Linked DNA regions of Homo sapiens: region 2 is linked to region 1. Evidence: chromatin contacts called from ENCODE Hi-C data. All regions are on one chromosome and are shown on one strand. Each heading gives the region's core, a stretch centred on a gene start or an enhancer-like site at or near the end of the contact. The rest is flanking DNA. Distances are from core to core; before and after follow the strand shown. Region 1 has its middle 58 kb from the start of MIR8052. Region 2 holds the start of LINC02873 (long intergenic non-protein coding RNA 2873).

Region 1 (6,787 bases), core at 2,710-5,209:
GATTAGGCAATCCCTAAGGTGTCTCCTCGCAGTTTTATGAAATTATTTTTGTTACCCTGTAGCTGCAGATCCTGGCAAGGAAGCACTGACATTTTTGACATATGTTGAGATGGTTGAGGAAGACGGAGGGGTATCGAGAAACAGGGATATGAGATGTACCCTGAAACGGAACCTGGGACTCCTTTTCCCTGGTCTTTTGCACTCATCACTACCCTACCCTCTTTTTATCTGTCCTTTACCCCACCCCCAAAAGATGATCCTTCTGGGAGATGACAGCGTGCAATGGGGGAAACGCAGAACATCCCAGCATCTCTCGGCCTCCGTTTCTCATCTGCACAGGGAGGCTAATGCCACCTCCCTTACTTGGAGGTTGTGAGGATGAAGTGAAGTCATCTATATGCTGTACCTTGTAAACTGTCAAACACCACATAAACGCAAGGCATAAAGCTGGCTTGGATGGGAAAACTATTATAACATGTCAGGTAGCCCCTTCTTACGTGAAGATGTTTCAGTACAAGGGATGTTTCTTTTGTCATTTGTCAATGGCCTGTCCTGTTGGGTTTTGCCTGCCTTTTGGAGGGAGAAACACTGCTGTCCAACACTTCATTTCTTTGGATGCTTTTCCACTAGAGCAGAAAGAAAAGCATTTTCCATATGATTTGGTTTATCTCAGTACGCCTGTGCAGCAGCATCTCTAGGTCTTAAGATGACAAGGATTTGCTCTCCATCTCTGGAGCAGAGAGGACCAGGGAGGCTGCGTTGGGAGCGATGCCAGGAAGTGGTGGTTGGTGTGTCATTTTCTTTCATGGCCATATTAGAGTTGGGTCCAGGGGAAAGGGCACTGAACAGGACTGGAGTTACTTCAAATCGTTCTGGTTTTTGATTTCCACATATTAGTTGAAAGTTTGACAAGATCTCAGATAACATCTAGCTCAGCTGCTCTCTTAGGCCTGAGAGTTAGGGCCTAGCTGAAGCCATCTAGCTCATTTAGAAAGGAACAGGAACTAGAATCTGGTCTCTGGACTTGGTTTTAGTGCTCTTTCTGGAATACCACAAGCATCCCTGTTCTTCCTCCTTCTTCCCACATATTCCCCATCACTCCCCACACCTCCCTTCACCTCTGCTCTTTGCTTCCCTTTCCTGAGCCCTTTTGGTGTAACTCTCAGGATGGAAAAGCTTTCTGAGTTTCTGGGACAGGCTTACTGTTTCATAGGGTGGAGTGACCTTCCCAAAGCAGCTTGGCCATGTTCTCCGGATGTCAGGAAGCAGCCTGGGCACCAGCTCACTGCATGGGCCTCTTCTCAGATCCAGATGCAAGAGTCAGAGACTCCACCCATGGGCCCCATGCCTAAGGGGTCAGAGACATAACTTGTGAAGTGGGTTCTGTGGTGGCTGGGGCCCACTGTCCCCTCCCCGTCCCTTGCTGATGTGGAAGGACCAGTGTGTGCTGACCTATGGTGTTCCTTCCTGATCCAATCCTTCTAACCCCTGCCCCCTTACCTCCCACTGGGGCATTCCAAAGCCACGAAGCATCCACTTGGCAGCCCTCTCCAGCGTCACCCAGATATCGCTGGCCTGTGTTCAAGTGCCCATCTAAGCCCAACACGGGGTTGCCTGGTCTAGGGGAACTCACCCTGGGGAGATGTCACCCTCTGGCAACAGCTGACTCTATTTATTCAGATGAGAACAATTTTCTCTCCTTTTGCACTTTCAACAAGCTTGACTTGAGGCTCCCCCATTGCTAGGCTGCCAAAAGCAATAAAAGGCTGAGGAGGAGGTGGAGGGAGGGTGGGGGTAGACGCTCCACGGTAATTGAGCTGTCAGCTGAGCCCTGGGGCTTCCTGGATCTGGGGTGTCTCACAGCCCACATGGGCTTGTTTGCAGCAATAGGGAAGGGAGCCGTTTGACTTCATAATCACTCAGAGAGATAGCGGTGCTCAGGGCAGGTGGGGTGGGCCTGGGTGGAAGGCGCTGCTAACCAGACTCCCATGTTGTCGGCTTCCTTCTGGTCTGGGCTGGAGCTGCCTCAATAGTTTGAACAGGAAACCGAACTGTCACATGGAGGTGGTGGGTGGGGATCATTGTGGGGTAGAGGGCCTCAATGCTGTGTGCTCTGTGATGTGCCAAAATGAGTAAGTCAGGAGACGATGTCCAGGTACACCCCAAATCTGAGGGCCCAAAGAGCAGCTTGGCTCTCGCCAGAGCATCCCTGTTTGTTTTTCAGTTTTGCTGGCTTTTTGCTGTTCTACAGTAGTGACTCTTGTGGGATTATTGGGCTATTAGTTCCCCGGGAGGAGGGTCCTGGAGTATCATTTCTGCCAGCCTGCCACCGTCCGGGTGTCTTGGGTGAGAAGACAGGTATGCACTCTGGGCTGCTCTGAGTGGACCTGGCTGCCCTGGGGCTGCAAAGCTGGGCCCCTTTCACCCGGGGACTTGGATGGCTTGGGATGCTATCAAGAGTGGGATGCAGAGGAAGGCAGTGAGCAGCTTCCTTAAGGGAGGGTCACAAGGACCCACATCACTATCATTTGGAAACAGTTTATTGTCCCAGTTTGGCATTCAGCTGCTCTGCTTGCCTTCCCCTTCACACTCATTCTCTTGTCCTTCCCCAGTCCTCGCTCAGATCCAGCATCCCCCACACCTGGCACCACAGGGGCCTTTGCTCACACTGCCCCCTCTGCCATGATGGCCCTTTCCTCGTGTCCAACCACACCCATGGATCACACTCTACTTCCTCCCTAATTCCTTCCTGAAACTCCTCTGAGACCTCTCTGGCTTCCCTGTCCTTTCCTCATCCCTCACTTACAGCACCAAGACCCCTCTGTCTCCTGTCAGTGGCTCAGGAATGGCCCTGCGTCTCCCGCTAGATTGAGCTTCCTGAAGGAGAGATTCTCGCTCTCTCACGCTGTGCCTCCTTCACACGCCTAGCACAGGCCCTGTGAGCAGGTGTGCAGCAATTCCCTGTGTGGGTGAGACATCCCGCAAGCAAGCATTAACATTTGCACATTTGCATAGTGCATGATAAAGATGGAGCTCCTGCTCTCGGTAGCTCTTCATTTGGAACAGAGGGCTCTGATGGGGGCCAATGAATAAATGAAAAGGCCCTATGTATGGGTATGCCTTAAACCCGGTTTGTGGTTGTTGGAGCAGGCTTTCTACCAATGCTCCTGGGGCTCAGTGATAGTTCTGGATCACCCATATTGTCTTGTCAGTCTCACCTGCAAATTTCTAGTTTGAAAGTCTTGGGAAGCCTGCACTAGACACCTCTGTGCTAATCCTAGAGGGGAACCAGCTTAAGAAATAAGCCACCACCTTTGATGGGACCTAAGTCCCTAGGTCACTGTCCAGCAGCACCACTTGATTCCTAGCTCTGGCCCCAGGGGTTGATCTCAAAATAAATTTCAAATCATAGTTGATGGGAAAAAAAAGAAGATTGAGATGAAATTAAAAATAAATGGGAATAGCATACGGAAGTATAGGGAGGGCAGAGCTGGGGCCGGGGCCCCTGGGTGCTTAAAGGAGAAAGATGTTCTTCCCATGAGAAAAATCATCTAAGAGCATCAAATAAGCCTCTTGTGAGGGATAGAGACTCCTCTGTCCCCAGACTCCTCCCACTGAGAAAGTGGGTGGCTCTAGACTTGTGCTGGCTCCTGATGTAGGGCTCATGGGCGGGGCTCAGACTCAGGGCTAGTGAAGGAGGCTGAGAACAACCGGGACGTCATCTCAGAACATCTTTCGCAACTGGATTTAGAGATTAATTGAGGTAAAGGGAAGAGATGCAAATACTTCTCCTCCTCCTTCTATCGTCTCTACCCTCATCAGCTTCCAAGCTTGGGAAAAAAGTGATTTCTAACCATCTCTCTTCCTTGTCCAAGGCTCTTTGGAGAAAATAAGACACACAGGGTCAGAGGGAGGGTAGCCCAGCCAGGCGGGTGTCCCAGCAGAGACTGGGCAGGAGCCTGGCAGGCACACCCTGTCCAAGGCAGCCTGTGCTAGCCCAGGAGTGGGAGGCGATAGGAATGGGGGTGCTGTGTGCTGCCCTGGGCTCAGGGTGACACCCCTTTCCCTGAAAAAAACGTGTTATGTTATTTGACCTGAGGGAACACCCTTTAAGAGACTCCTGAGACCCAAACAAAGTCCTTTATCTGCAAACCAGAGACCTTCTTTGGGTACCCGCCAGCAACAGAGATCTGAGCTGGCTAGAGAGAGGGTGGCGGAAGCCCAGTGCCCGTCTTCCTTGAGTCCCAGATGGGAGCTGAGGCTTCTAGGTAGGGGTCAAGAGGCTTGGATTTGCCATGACCCCATGTGGCTTTTGACTGCAGAGCTCAGAGACGGCAGCCCACTGCCAGGAAGAACTCTCTTCCAAGTTCGGGCTGGCTCAGGGCCCCGAGGACTCTGTCCAGGGAGCCATGGCCTGTGGACCACAGAAATGGTCAGATGCTGTGGTGCGTGTGCTGTTGAATCAGAAGCATTGCCAGCATGAAGAATTTTCAAAGCATGCCAAAGCATTGCCAGCATGAAGAATTTTCTCCACTGTACAAGTCCCCCTTGAATTTTGTCTTGACCCTGCCCGCATTTTCTTAGTCACTGACATTTATTTTTCATCTCTCTGGGCTCAGAAAATCAACTCTCTTAGGCCCACTTGGTGTTTGAAGTGGGACAGGATTTCCAGGACGCCTGCAATTCAGAGGTCAGTAGAGGAATGAAGGAGTAGAATCTGAGCCTGAACCCCCCAAAATTCAAGGGGGACTTTGTTACCTTTTTGTAGTCGGACAGACATTGAAGAAATGCTTTTATGTCCTGGGTTTTCCAATTGCTATGACATGCAAACTCTTCTTAATGAAAATTTTTTGAGTGTGGGTTTACTTCAGGCCCTGGATCCTTTGCCTGGATTTCTTTAGATTGGCTTCGGAGACTAAAGCACGGGGGAGTTACTGCTATTATTTTCCTAAACCCATCACAGACAGGGGCATGTTTCCTGACCTCAGAGAGAAGTAAAGAGATCCTTTCTGTTTTTTGAAACCCCTTCTGTTCCCTAAGGGAATGAGACTGGCTGCCATCTCCAAGATTGCACGTATGCAGCAAGAGAGACAGGTGGGCCTGATTTCTGCAGGGCTCCAAAAGGCCAAACTGGGACTGACAGAAAGATCCAGGGCTGGCCGGGGTGAAGGGCTGTTAACTGGCTCTGGAACTAGGCTAGGTAGAATCCCTTGAGATCTTCCAGAGGGTATGCTGTCCCCAAATTCCATCTTTTTCCTTCATCTTGGAGGGTCTGGCTTGGCACCCCTGAACAGCTTTCTAGGATTGAAATTTCTGCTTCCTTTTTTGCCCTTCTCCTCCAACCTTTGAACCTTGTTTCTACTCCATGACCCACTGAGCTCTCTGGGTTTTCCATTTTAAAAACAAGGCCCTTATATTAAGAATGAAAACCAGAACCTCTTCTGGTTGTCACATGTGCTTCCAGAAATAGTGCCCCAATACTATTTAAGACCCTGAAGTCAGAATTTCCAAGGAAGCATCTGGGGTGGTCTCCAGGGGGTGAGGTGCCCTGCAGTGGCCTGGGAGATAGCTCTGCCCCACCTTTGGGACCACATGCTCCTTGGGAAGCTTGGACTGTCTCTTTCTCTGGGTCCCATCTGGCTAGTTTGTCAGCTGAGCAGCCCCTGGAGGATGCAAAGAAAGATTTGGCCCTTAACCGAACCAGGGATCAGCCTCCGCTGCTGAGTGCTAAGAGATTTAAGGATCTGGTGTATCCCAGAGGTTAACAGTAAGAGCTCTGCAGTCAGACCCACCTCTGCACTTTCCAGCTATGTGACCTCAGAAAAGTTCTTTTATTTTCCCTGTCTCTAAATCCTCATCTATAAATGGGAGCTGATAATATCTCCTCATAAGGTTGCCATAATGATTAATAAAGTAGCATAGAGGAAATGCTTGGTAGAGTTCTGGTCCACAGTAAGTGCTCAATCCATGGTAGTGGTCAGCACATATACGATTACCTATAGTGATGCTTCTTTCTGGATGTGCACGAATCTTTGTAAACAAAATAGGAAATATTGGACTTGCTGTGTCTGTGTCACTTCTAAATATCTTGTTTTGTTTCAGTGTCCAGCCCAATGCCTTGAACCTAGGAGATTCTCACTAAGTATTTGTTGGATAAATTAAGAAATGAACTGCTTTGATAGGTGGGAAGGGAGGCAGCCCACAGGGTGCATCTCTAACTGCTTCTTTGGAGAAGAGACTATAAATACCGCCTGCTCTAGCCCTCAGGCAGTACCATATCTGAGGAGTTTGCTTAGTAAGTGCTCGCAGTTTTCAGCAGCTAGAGATGTTGCTGAGCCCAAGAGTTCACATGGGGATGGGGGTATTGGGAAACCTCACCATTTCTGCTCTGCCTTAACCCAGGAAGGCCTTGTCACTACAATGAAGACATTCCCAAGCCACTCATTTTGCACATGCCTATGTGAATGGGCCTATTGAAGTTGTGCACTGCATAGCCTGGGTGGCTCTATGTGGCGGCCCTGGATGCTCCTAGCTTCGAGAATAATTTAGATTCCTTGACATGACGACTCACCTTCCAAAGGATGATTCATTTTCAAATGGCCTGAAAGAAATGAAGGAAGTAGAATCATCAAAGACAACTAAAATATCTTCTCTGGAGACAGGACTGCAGGAGGTCCTATCCTAGGAGACCTGGGGTGTCAGTGGTGTGCACCTGGAGCCACTCATACTAGCTCATGAGACCTGACAAAGCAGATCTTTTTCTAACTCTCAGGTGAGAACATTTACA
Region 2 (6,318 bases), core at 1,607-4,106, 63 kb after region 1:
CTTAAGAACACTTATGAAGCAATGTAAGTACATAATTCTTCTACATTTTAAAAACGTTTCCCCCCAAAACTATTAGAGTTGTTTTTTCCATATCTAGTTTGATAGCATTTTCTTTTTAGGACTTAGACTCATGAAGTCTCTTCAAAGCATTCTACCTAGGATAAAAATAGCAACTTTCTTTTGTAATCATGTTTCATGAGTTTATATAATACCTGCTTAAGTCCTATAATTAAAATAACATTAAGTCTGGCATAAACAGTTTTGGGAACAAATACAGCTGACCCTTGCTAAGCATATAACTCATCCGCTGGAGTGGAAGTACACAGGCTCACCGGCCTCGCACGCTCCTGTGCTGTGTGTGCACTCGTCAGTATTTTTTTTTTTTTTAAGACAGAGTCTTGCTCTGTTGCCCAGGCTGGAGTGCAGTGGAGCAATCTTGGCTCACTGCAACCCCCACCTCTCAGGTACAAGAGATTCTCCTGCCTCAGCCTCCGGAGTAGCTGGGATTACAGGTGCCCACCACCACACCTGGCTAATTTTTTGTATTTTTAGTAGAGATGGGGTTTCACCATGTTGACCAGGCTGGTCTCAAACTGCCGACCTCAAGTGATCCACCCGTGTCGGCCTCCCAAGTGCTGGGATTACATGTGTGAGCCACTGTACCGGCCTTTTTTGAAAATGAGTTAATATAAGGGAAGGGTAGTTGAGAGAATGTCTGCTCTATTTGCAGTTCTTTAAATGTTCATCTCCATGTTTGGCTTATGTAGGTCCTTCTGCTCGAGAACCTCTTTCCTAATTATGTTTCCTGCTCATTCTTCTTCATGTCTCAGTGCACTCATCACTCCATCTGATAAGCCTTCTCTGAGGCTCCGGGACTCAGATGCCTCGCTTTGTGCTACTGTGTGTTTCTGTCACTCTCTAGGTTTTCCCAACATTTTGGGGCAGATGATGCTTTTTGGTTGGGTCTGTTCTGCGCCTTGTAAGTTGTTTAGAAGCTGGTCTCCCCAAGATGCCACTAGCACCCTTCCCCCAGTTGCAACACTCAAAAATGTCTTCAGATATTATCAATGTCCCCTTAAGGAACAAGATAGCCCTGGTTGAGAATGACCGCTGTAGATGACAGATGTTCATTGAATGACTGAAGGACCTTAGTTCTGGGATTGCTGCAGAACTGATCAGCAACAAAGCAGCATATAAATTCAGGAAAGTGCTCACGTCCTTTTTAGAACAGTATCTCCATCCTGTAAAATATATTTCAGTGGATTTTTATTTTGGCTCAGTGCTAATAATCTAGGAAGCTGTTTTTACTGCCTACAGGAGAAGAGAGTTAGTGGTATTTTATATAACTTACTCTGTCTCCCCTTCACCTCCATTTGCCATCTGCCAAAATCTTTGGCCCTCAGAGTGGGAAAAATACACTCTACCAGCCAACTGAGATCTACCAAGTGCATCATGGCCAAGTAAATATTGAACTCCCTGCTCCTGACGTTTTTGTGAGAATTGGTTTATATAAGGGGCAGAGCTGTGGAGTGAGGAGGGATGGGTTTGAAGTGCAATTAGACTAGCATCCCTTCCTATTTAACAGTCTTTCTGTACCCCATGAAAGTAAACTCACCAAACTTCTAGGTGGGAACCACTTTCCATGTCTCTGCTATCTATGGGAACTTTACTTATTTGTTTAATAAATATTTTTGGGCACCTAATATGTGTCAGACACTGGCTTAAATACTGGTCAATATGCATATGTTCACGTGATTTGCCAAAAAATCAGTTTCATTTATACGGTTCTTGGCCCCACCTTGAGCTCCATGCTGGGCTGAATCCTCCCTGTCATCCAGTTTATGGCTCCCACAATTTGAGAAAAGGTTGGGAGGTGATTCAGAGACAAAGAAGTGGTTAAAAGGCTGGCTGTGTCTGTTGAGGAATTACAGAGAACACCCACTGGGGCTGTCTTCTGAGGGAGAATCAGCATGAGGTGCATGTCTCATCTAGAAAAAGGGTCTCATACAGATTTTCAGAGCTTGGTTCTCCAAGTCCACGCGGCATAGAGAAGTGTCAGGCGTGAGGGAAACAGGTGAGACGTGGCAGAGCACTTCCTGACATACCTGCTGTCTCCCACCGAGTGAGGGGTGGTTCCCGGACCCACCCTGTGACCGGGCACTGGCTGCCTTGCCATGTGTGTGCTGGCACCTTGGGCTTCAGGGCCTGGGGAATTGTCATGGCAAATCCCTACCTGATAAAACTGCTGGGGGGAAAACAGGCTTTGATGCACATTCCCAGGACTCACTGCTGAGGATTGTGATTTTTTCCTGTGAGCTGTTGGCAGAAGCAGGCTCTATGACTAACCTCAGAAGGGCAAGGGAGCTTTCTGTTAACTGATCGCCTGCAGAGGATCAGAGAGGAATTCCTGCTGGACTCCCTGCTCTGGTCCACCCTGGCCTCGTTTTCCATCTCTGGATCCTTCCAGCCGTGCAAACATACACAGTGTTGCCATGGCGACTCTGGGACAGACACATGCATGAGAGAAAAGCGTGAGGCAAAATCTCTCCTCTGATGATTTGCTGGGAGGGAAGGAGGCCTTGAACAGGTTTCAAAAGCACCTTGTTTCACCCCCTGATTTTCACATGAGAGCGGCTACCCCAGCCATAAACACAGTGGCCTCTTTTCTTCTGCTTTGCTTGCTGAGGCGACTGCAGCTCTGGGAGACCTGAAGAGGCTCCAGGATGAAAGAGCCTCCCACCCTTAAACCCACCCATAGAATGGGTTGCCAGTCATCAGGTGGGGACACCATTGGATGGTGGATGATCAGGGCTGTCCCTGGTTATTAAACTCATTATGCTTTCACCAGGACCCCTCACTTGTCCTTGTGAGTTTCTGACATGGTCCTCCTCTGTCTCTTCCTCGCCAGCTTGGCTGCCACCCCTCGGGCTGGGGTCACTGGGGCATGGCCCACCAGCGGCCTCTCCATTCTGGCCCAGCTCCAGCCGTCCTGTGAGCTCAGGTGGACTCAGCTTTCCAGGTCATCTTGGAGGGATCTGGTCATGACCACATCACTCTGGAGTCTGGCTTATTTCCAGCATTTTTCCCAGGTGAAATCAGGCTTAAATGAATATTATGCAGTGACAGGAAAAACAGCTGCTGCCTGAAGAACACACACAGCAGAAGAGAAATGATGGTGGCGATGGAGGTGGGGTAGATGTTCAGTGGGAGGCCCTGGAGGCGGGGGTGGGGTTGGGGGAACAAGGGTAGGGTTTGTCAGCCCCCACCATGCTGGGTGTGTCCCAAATGCCTGTTCTGACTACTTGGTAATGTTTTTTGGGTGCTGTGCTGAGAAAGCCTGCGAGGCTGCATGAGGTTCCGCAGTAGAGAGCCCTGGTGCTCCATGACCAATGCCTGTGACTGGTGCAGCAAGAGGGACGTTCCTCTGCTGAAATGAATGAGTGCATCTTCCCTGAAGGTGGGTGTGGAGAAAGTCCATCACCAGGGTCCTGTTTGGAGGAGAAGCAGCAGATCTGAATGAATCAACTTTCATCAAGTCACCCCATGGTTCTAGGAGAGCCAGTCCACTTTGTCATCAAGCTCCAAATTCCCTGGCTGGCACTTTCGGCCTCTGCTTTGACCTGGCTCAGAGAAATTTCAGCTCCTGTTCTCAGCATGCCCCTCCTGCTGTGGTAGGGCATGTTGCCTTCTTGGTCCTTGAAGGTAGCACCCAACACCTGTTTCCATGCTCTAGTCCAAGGCCTGCTCTCCTTCCTCTGGCTTCCTGACATCCCTTGCATTGAAGGCCAAGTTCAGGACCATGTCCTCCACACACCTTGTGGACAGCTCCACCCGTGGTGGTCTCTCCTCTTCTGCCCTTTTCTCTGTAGTCTGTGCATTCCAGATCAGCACATGAGCTCTCTCCCCTGGCCTCCTTTGTGTTAGGCACAGATGGGAATCCAGGGCAGAGATGATGTTCTGCCCTTACTACCTTGCAGCAGACAGGATCAGACTTGTGGGACCTGCTTGGTTACCTACCACCTGCTGAGATTCTATTTTCTTTTATAATTTTATATTGTACATGTAGCACACTCTTGGTTGCTTACCCAGTGTGCGTTCCTCTTCTCTGCCTTGGTCACAGAACCCAATTTTATTTCAGTTAGTGTGATGCCCCGTTAAAAGGTATCCTTTCCATTTTATTATAAAGCTAAGAGTTAACATTGAAATGTGAGCAAACATGGACAGAGATGGATGTGTTACACATGTTTTCTCCCAATGTGTAGCTTGTCTTATTTTCTTAACAATGTTTTCCAAAGACTAAAAGCCTTTCATTTTGATGAAGTCCAATTTATCGCTTTTCTCTTTTCTAAGTCATGTTTTCTGTGTCATATCTAAGAAGACTCTGTCTGACCCATAGTCACAAAGATTTTCTTCTAGGGTTTTTGTAGTTTTAGCACTTAGTTGTAGGCCTATGATCCATTTTAAGTTAATGTTTAGATATGGTGTGTGGTAAGCATCAAGGTTCAATTCTTTTTCTTAATGTATTATTGTTATTATTTTTGAGACAGAGTATGGCTTTATTGCCCAGGCTGGAGTGCAGTGGTGCAATCACAGCTCACCGCAGCCTCAACCTCCCATTGTATTTTTGTTTTTGCAGTTGTTCCAGCACGATGTATTAAAATAACCCGGAGTTTAACCTAGCATTAGAGACCTCTGTGGATTTGCTTAGGGAGCTCCAGAACAGTTGAAGTGGCATGGAACTTTTTGTGTGTATGTGCTCGTGTGATTTGGGGATGGAAGGATGGTGGAAGTGGAGATGACTCACAGCTTTCACCAGATTCTGGAAGATGCCCTGTCTCCCAGAAGCTTAAACATCTCCACTGTAATGTAACAAGGCCTTTTTCTTCACCTCACTGAACAAAGGGAGCTACAGAGGGGAGAAAGGGATGTCAAAGACTGCGTGTGAGCTGCTTTTGAGTTCCTGGGAAGAAAACAATATGAACTTTGGGGAGTAAGCCTGTACAAACATACACAAATTATTCTTAATAATAGCATTAAAGCCAAGGCAGTAAAACTTTGTTAAATCTGATACTAGGCATCTTTCACACAGCACATAATTCAAAGCAACTCCATGGCTGTTTTAAGTTCATTCTTCTGGGCTGCTGTGTTTTAAATAGATGAACCTTACTGAGCAAGAGAGTTTAAAACCTAAGTTGAAAATGAAATTTTAATTAAGGGGATTTTGTGACTATGGCTAGAATGAGTACTCTGCATTCAGGATCTTATAGTCCCCAAATGTCAACTAGGTCTAATCACCAGAGATCACTGGCCCCCTCACTCTACTGGATTGGTCACAAGGCTCTGAAAACATGAGCTGCTTAACTCCCAGAGCTGCAAAATGTCGGTTTCCCTGGGCTAGAGCAGCAGCAGCCACTTCCCCACGAGGGTGAGGAAATTCAATATCTTCCTGATGGGAGACAGAGCCAGACTCCCACCGGCTGTTCTTTCACTCTAGCAGCTGCTTGCCCCACATTTTCCACGTTTCTGGTCAGGCCGCCCATCAGCCGACCCTTCCAAGTCACCGCTTCCTGAGAGCCCTCCAGTGTGACTCAGACCAATCCCATGGGGCTCCCTTGAGCCGTGGAAGGCGCAGAACCAGAGAGCTGGAAGGAATATTGGACACGAGCTGCTCTGAGCCCTTTCATTTCCAGAGAAGAAAATTGAAGCCCAGAGAAATAAGGCCAGTTGCCTGAGGTCACACAGTTAGAGGTAGAACTGAAACTAGATGCTGGGTTATCCTGACGTGAGGCCAACATTCTTTTTATGATAGTCGGAGTAGAAAAATGGAAAAAAGCACAAACTTAGGGCTCAGACATACCTAGGTTTGGATTCTGACTTTTTGTTCACAATCTGTGGAACTCTGTGAAAGGCACTTTACCTTTCTAAGCTTTAGTGCCCTCACTGGAAAACAGAGATAAATATGCGGCAAATATTAAGTTCCTTTTCTGGACTGGCACATGCTATTTTTGGTTCTGAGTACATAGCTGGGAATGAAACAAACCAAGCCCCTTGGCCCAAGGCATAGAACTTACATCCCAGTGTGTGAAGGATAATATCAGTGCTTCTGAGGTTATTGTAAGGATTCAAAGAGACAAAAAATGTGAATGTAAGCCCAGTTCCTGGCAGAGTAGATATCTAATAAATGGTAACAGCAATTACAATTATTACTTTATGTTCCAAATGTCAGTCTCCACAAAGAAGGCCAACTCCTGGGGTATAAGGGTTCCGTCTCAGTTTCCTTACCAGTACCCCAGTATATAGGACCCCCAGGAAGCCCTG

Evidence for each region. A loop is a pair of places that touch in the nucleus more often than their neighbours do. Pooled maps may share reads with other maps.
Region 2: a map of heart right ventricle shows a loop between it and region 1 (2.0-fold over the local background). The contact joins the promoter of LINC02873 here to the enhancer-like site in region 1. A Hi-C loop is called at or near these places in 4 of 168 maps with a recorded cell type or tissue (aorta, ascending aorta, chondrocyte and 1 more) and 6 of 50 pooled maps.

What each region holds. Positions count from the first base shown.
Region 1 is chr11:130,605,557-130,612,343 of GRCh38, forward strand. No RefSeq gene overlaps it. Among named protein-coding and RNA genes, the nearest start is that of MIR8052, 58 kb to the right of the region's middle. Within about 2 kb of position 3,960, at least 18 of the 41 ENCODE cell types and tissues checked have a DNase peak (open chromatin) inside an H3K27ac peak, as active enhancers do; they include ascending aorta and heart right ventricle, where a contact is called at or near this core.
Region 2 is chr11:130,670,100-130,676,417 of GRCh38, forward strand. It overlaps LINC02873 (long intergenic non-protein coding RNA 2873), which reads left to right and starts at 2,857. Exons shown (of 3, transcript NR_164144.1): 1 at 2,857-3,089.